2 separate regions of the Homo sapiens genome follow, and region 2 is linked to region 1. A link is a contact called in ENCODE Hi-C or POLR2A ChIA-PET data. All regions are on one chromosome and are shown on one strand. Each heading gives the region's core, a stretch centred on a gene start or an enhancer-like site at or near the end of the contact. The rest is flanking DNA. Distances are from core to core; before and after follow the strand shown. Region 1 overlaps SHQ1 (SHQ1, H/ACA ribonucleoprotein assembly factor). Region 2 has its middle 77 kb from the start of RYBP.

What was found. A loop is a pair of places that touch in the nucleus more often than their neighbours do. ChIA-PET counts read pairs that join two places held with the same protein, here RNA polymerase II (POLR2A). Pooled maps may share reads with other maps.
Region 2: a map with no recorded cell type shows a loop between it and region 1 (7-fold over the local background). The contact joins two enhancer-like sites. A Hi-C loop is called at or near these places in 4 of 37 single-sample maps with no recorded cell type and 7 of 50 pooled maps. POLR2A ChIA-PET finds 5 or more read pairs at or near these places in 1 of 52 experiments (H1).

What each region holds. Positions count from the first base shown.
Region 1 is chr3:72,755,772-72,758,613 of GRCh38, forward strand. The region is part of intron 10 of SHQ1 (SHQ1, H/ACA ribonucleoprotein assembly factor); the gene reads right to left. Among named protein-coding and RNA genes, the nearest start is that of SHQ1, 91 kb to the right of the region's middle. Within about 2 kb of position 1,345, at least 3 of the 41 ENCODE cell types and tissues checked have a DNase peak (open chromatin) inside an H3K27ac peak, as active enhancers do.
Region 2 is chr3:72,522,002-72,524,843 of GRCh38, forward strand. No RefSeq gene overlaps it. Among named protein-coding and RNA genes, the nearest start is that of RYBP, 77 kb to the left of the region's middle. Within about 2 kb of position 1,495, at least 9 of the 41 ENCODE cell types and tissues checked have a DNase peak (open chromatin) inside an H3K27ac peak, as active enhancers do.

The DNA of each region.
Region 1 (2,842 bases), core at 95-2,594:
AAGCAGCTCACTTAAGGTAGGTAGTAGTTTTTCTCTGTCGTACTCAAAACTGACTAGGCTAGTTCATGTCCAAAAGCTTGGTCAAATGGCATTATTAGATAACCACTCTTACAAACATCAGGTACTATTTATTTCTTTATTTAGAGACAGGTTCTCGCTTTATTGCCTGGGCTCTGGAGTGCAGTGGTGCAATCAGCGCTCCCTGTAGCTTTGACCTCCTGGGCAAAAGTGATCCTCCCACCTCAGCCTCCTGAGTAGCTGGGACTACAGGCACATGCCACCACACCCAGCTAATTTTTATATTTTTTGTAAAGACAGGTTCTCCCTATGTTGCCCAGGCTGGTCTCCAACTCCTGGGCTCAAGTGATCCTCCCACCTTGGCTTTCCCAGAGTTCTGTGATTACAGGCATGAGCGGCAGCCCTGGGCATGGTACATTTTGATACTCTCAACAAACACATAGGCTGAGTTACTAGTTATAGTATATGTTTTTTGTTTGTCTGGTTAGGTTTTTCTTGAGACAGACTCTCACTCTGCCTTCCAGTCTGGAGTGTGGAGTGCAGTGGAGCGATCTCAGCTCACTGCAACCTCCACCTCCCTGGTTCAAGTGATTCTCCTGCATCAGCCTCCCGAGTAGCTGGGATTACAGGCATGCGCCACCACGCCCGGCTAATTTTTGTTATTTTTAGTAGAGATGGGGTTTTGCCATGTTGGCCAGGCTGGTCTCAAACTCCTGACCTCACAGTGATCCACCCACCTTGGTCTCTCAAAGTGCTGGGGATTACAGGAGTAAGCCACCATGCCTGGCTAGTTACATGTTTTATATCTAAGTGAGGATCACCTACCTGTTAAGAATATATTTATTATAGAATGAAGAGACGCTGCATTTAAAAGAGACAATTGGATACCACTGCTGTCATATTTTAATAAAACCACACTCAAAATAGATTTTTCTTAGAAAGTTACTGGAAATGTAATCCTACAATGTAACTTAAAAAAGACCTTTCATTCTTTCTGCATATGTGAAATAATATCCTATTTGGAGAATTTCTCTTTAAAGACTGCAGACAAGTTATGCTACATGTAACTACCACGAAAGAGTAATTGCAACAGCAGAAAGTACTTGCCTTTACTATGGCTAAGCTGATACAAAATTTCCTCAATTATTTTACATTTGGTGACTGTAGGAGGGGGAAAGCCTCCGCAGCCTTATGAAGCAACCAAAACAAAATGCAAAAGGAGCCTGAAATGTAGGGGCAGGGGGAACTGGGTATAAATGGAAAGCATACATCCTGTTTTTTTGCTGTAGAGTTTTGTCTCAAACTATCAATCAACTTTTCACCACTTCCTGCAATAGCAGGTCTACTATAAATCTCAGAGTAACCGACTAGGTTTCATTTCCTCTGCCCAAACCTAGAAGCCTGCCAGGCATGACATACTGAGACTAGAGCCCACAATTGATCACAGAGGACAAGACTCCAGTGAGGCAATTCCAGACAGTTCAAACTGGATGCTTACTGGCTAACTCGGCCTTTTAATTTCATAGCATACAAAACACACAATCTCAGGTTCTATCTGGGACCAAACAGTAGATCAAATTTCTTCTCTTTCCTTTTTTTTTTTTTTTTTTGAAAGATGGGGTCTCACTGCATTGCCCAGGCTGGAGACCAGTAGTCAAAGGAGCAGTAATACCACAATACAATGTTGAACTACTGGCCTCAGCAGCCCTCCTGCCTCAGCTTCCCAAGTAGGTGGAACTACGGGTACGTGCCACTGAGCCCGGCTTCAACTTTCTGAAGGGCATTTACTGCACATCAATGGTAGACTGGATAAAGAAAATGTGGTACATATACACCATGGAATACCATGCAGCCATAAAAGGAACAGGATCATGTCCTTTGTAGCAACATGGATGGAGCTGGAGGCCATTTTCCTTAGCAAACTAATGCAGGAACAGAAAACCAATTACCGCATGTTGTCACTTGTAAGTGGGAGCTAAATGATAAGAACACATGGACACATAGAGGGGAACAACACACACCAGGGCCTATCAGAGGGTGGAGGATAGGTAGAGGGAGATGATCAGGAAAAACAACTAATAAGTACTAGGCTTAATACCTGGGTGGTGAAAATAATCTGTACATCAAACTCCCATGACACAAGTTTACCTATATAACAAACCTGCACGTGTCCCTGAACTTAAAAGTTAAATTTTTTTAAAAGGGCTTTTATGATAATGACATATCATAATTCCTCTCTATTGAAAAGAACCAGTTCCATACTTTAGGTTCCTTGGCCCAAAACACATGTATGTAGCCTGATCTAAAGGTAATGCACTGGCTTTAAGTAGAAGTTGCTGGTGAAATTCCTATCTTGAATCTGAGAGCCGCCAAGAAAAACAAATACCAATGGATGCACAGAGGAACCTGAAGCTGTCTCTTCTTATTCTATAACAGTGAGAAGCACTTCCAGCGCAGCCATTAACAAAAACATTCAATCTCTAAGAACAAGAAACGACTAACTTAACACAAGGAAGGCTGCAAGCTAAAGAGTTATTTAAACCATATCTAGTTTGGGCCAATAACACAACTTCTCATACAAATTTCAACTGGTTTTTATGCCATTTCGTGGGCATAGGCTCTGAGAAACATCATCTAGTCCATGGATCAGCAGAATCATTTTCTGAAAACTCCCTGTATTAGTTTCCTAAGGCTGCCATAACAAACCACCAAAAACTGGTAGCAGAAAACAAAATATATAAATTTATTTTTCACAGCTCCTGAGGCTACTATTTTTTCTTTTTTTTTTTTTTTTTTCCGAGATGGAGTCTCATTCTATTGCCCA
Region 2 (2,842 bases), core at 245-2,744, 230 kb before region 1:
AAAAAAGAGATGTTTTCATCCTTCATATTATTTCTCAAGATGGCATCTGTGAACAACCCAAATATCCATCAATAGTAGAGCAGATAAATAAACTGTGGCATAATCACACAACGGAATACTCCCCAGCATCACAGGGAAATGGAACTGCTACCCACAATGGCATGGATGAATCTCAGAGGTATAATGTTGAGTGAACAAAATCAGACAACAAAGACTACACACTGTAGGATTCCTCTTCTATAAAGTTCAAAAACTCACCTATCATGATCGAGTTACAAAATGGTTATCTTTGGCAGAGGGTATTGACTGGAAGAAGGCACAAAAGAGCCTTCTAGGGTGCTGGCCTGGCCTATATCCTGATTTGGGTGGTAGGTACGTAGGTGTACACATAGGTGCGCACGCATTGAGCTGTATTTTTAGCATTTGTGTACTTCGCTGTGTGTTGCATCTCAGTAAAGCAGTCCCCACCACAAAGACAGCTTCTGGATACAGGCAAGAGCTTAAACAGCTTTGGGTGCTGGAGAAGGAACCGCTCATCTGTGGAAATCCACTGGCCTTCCTGGAGAGGTCTTTCCAAGTAGTCGGCTTGTCCTCTGACGGCACCTGCTGAGGAGTGTCTGGTTCCCCTGCTCACATCTCCTTTGCTTTAACCTCCTGCGATGAGCTCCTGAGCTCAACTCCAGACCTCTGGTTCACCAGTCCTCTTAGCCTTTCAGCCACTACCCTCCTCCAGCTTGGAAACCCTTGGGGTCCTAAGGGCCTGTTGACCTGGACGTCTCTCTCAGCCATTTCTGCTACCCTGGCCTAGCAGCCACTCCCATCTGGGCCTTGTAAAGGAGGGGATGTGCCTCCCCTGTGCCAAAAGGGCTTTCTGCTTACCCCTTTTGTCTGACAGCAACTGCCTGTGATGTTTCCTCTCTATGCGCTGATGTCCTCCCGTTTCCTGGAGCAATCCCGGGAGAAGGGAGGGAGGGAAAGAAACTGTATTGACATGCACAGAAATAAGGCACACTGAGAGGTATTTTAAAATCTATTATGTCCCTTACCCTTGATTTCTTTTAGGTAGAGTCTGGTTTCTTTTCATTATGTGACTTGGGTGATTCAAATCAGCATGGTTAGGATAGAATCACGGTATTTTAGCAATGAAGAGGTTCTTAATCATCATTTCAAATTCCAAGAGGGACGATTTCCAATTGTGTGGTCCTAAGTACATGAACACATTTATTATCCTGCTTCCCACCCAGCCCCCAACACACATAAGCATCACTCATCAATCATTATGATCACCAAGAAGATGCCTCCCGACACATCCACAGTTCTAAATGTCCCAAGGCAGGGTTTAGCCTCATTTGTTTATTTTGCAGATAACGAAATTGAAGCCCAAAGCAGAAAAATGACTTATCCAAGCCCCTGACAAAACAGGGCCTGATTTCCAGTTCCGTGAGATTTGTAGGTCACCCTGTTAACTTTTGGTGTAAGTTTGAGGAACTAAAACGAGGCACTGCAAGGGAACTTCTGTTTCTTACTGAATTTCTGCTTTCCTTTCTGGCAGTAGAAGCTGTCCCATGTCACTTCCTCTTTCCCTCCCTGAGAGTTAGCAGATAGCGTGGTGCCAGAGCCATTGCTTCCCTCTCAAGCAGAGGGGCAGTGGAGGCATGTCTGAGAACTTGCTGGCAGACACACCCAGTGTGGACCTGCCCTATTTATCCACACTCTCCACCCTGACCACATTAGACAGATATGCAAACACTCAGCATCCGGCAAACCCCCCACCACCCTCCCGGCCAAGTCTCATCACAGATCCATAAAAGACAGTGAAAATACACCGAGGTCTGATTTATTCTACTTTAGATGCAAAGACTGCTCCATCCCATCACCCCATGTCATTCAGATACAGGCGGCTTGATGCTGGCAGCATGTGGAGCAAAGTAAGTGAGGAGGAGGTTCAGCACAGTGGCTGGGAACACAGGAGTTAGAGCCATTCGTTCATGCATTCATGTAAGCACTCATTCATTCATGCATGCAAGCATTCAAGCACTGGTTCATTCATTCTCCATTCCAGTGTTTATTGAGCTCTTACAATCGTTGGGTTCATTCTGGGCATCAGGTAACATGCTGGTAAACACAATAGATGTGTTCCCAACCTTGTGAACTTACAGTCTCTAGATTGAGCTCAAAACCTGGCCCTGCCACTGAACACCTATGTGGCCTTGGGTGAATTGCTGAATCTCTCTGAACCTCTACCTCTTCATCAATAAAACAGGAAAATAGAAATAGAGTTGTGAAGAGTAAGTATAAAAAAGGATGGGAAGGAACTAGCCCAGTTCCTGGTATATAATAGGTGGTAAGTAGGTCACAGTTACTATTATTGCTAAAAATTTAACATTCGATAGGAACAATCCCTAAATCCGTATACCTAAAACCTGGACATGAAATTTTGGCTAAGAGCTCTATATTTTACCTAAATTATGTATAATAAACCAGCTTTTTTCAAAGATGTGTAGTTGTATATCATAAATCAAATACACATATATATAAGGTGTATATCATAAACAAAAAACCCTATGTGTGTATAGTATGTGTGTGTGTATGTGTGTGTATCTTAACTGGCATGGTATCATAATTTCTATATTCTTTTTTTTTTTTTTTTTTTTTTTGAGGTGGAGTCTTGCTCTGTCGTCCAGGCTGGAGTGCAGTGGCGTGATCCCAGCCTGGCTCACTGCAACCTCCACCTCTCAGGTTCAAGCAATTCTCCTGACTCAGCCAACCAAGTAGCTGGGACTACAGGTGTGTGCCACCACGCCTGGCTAATTTTTATATTTCTAGTAGAGACGGGGTTTCA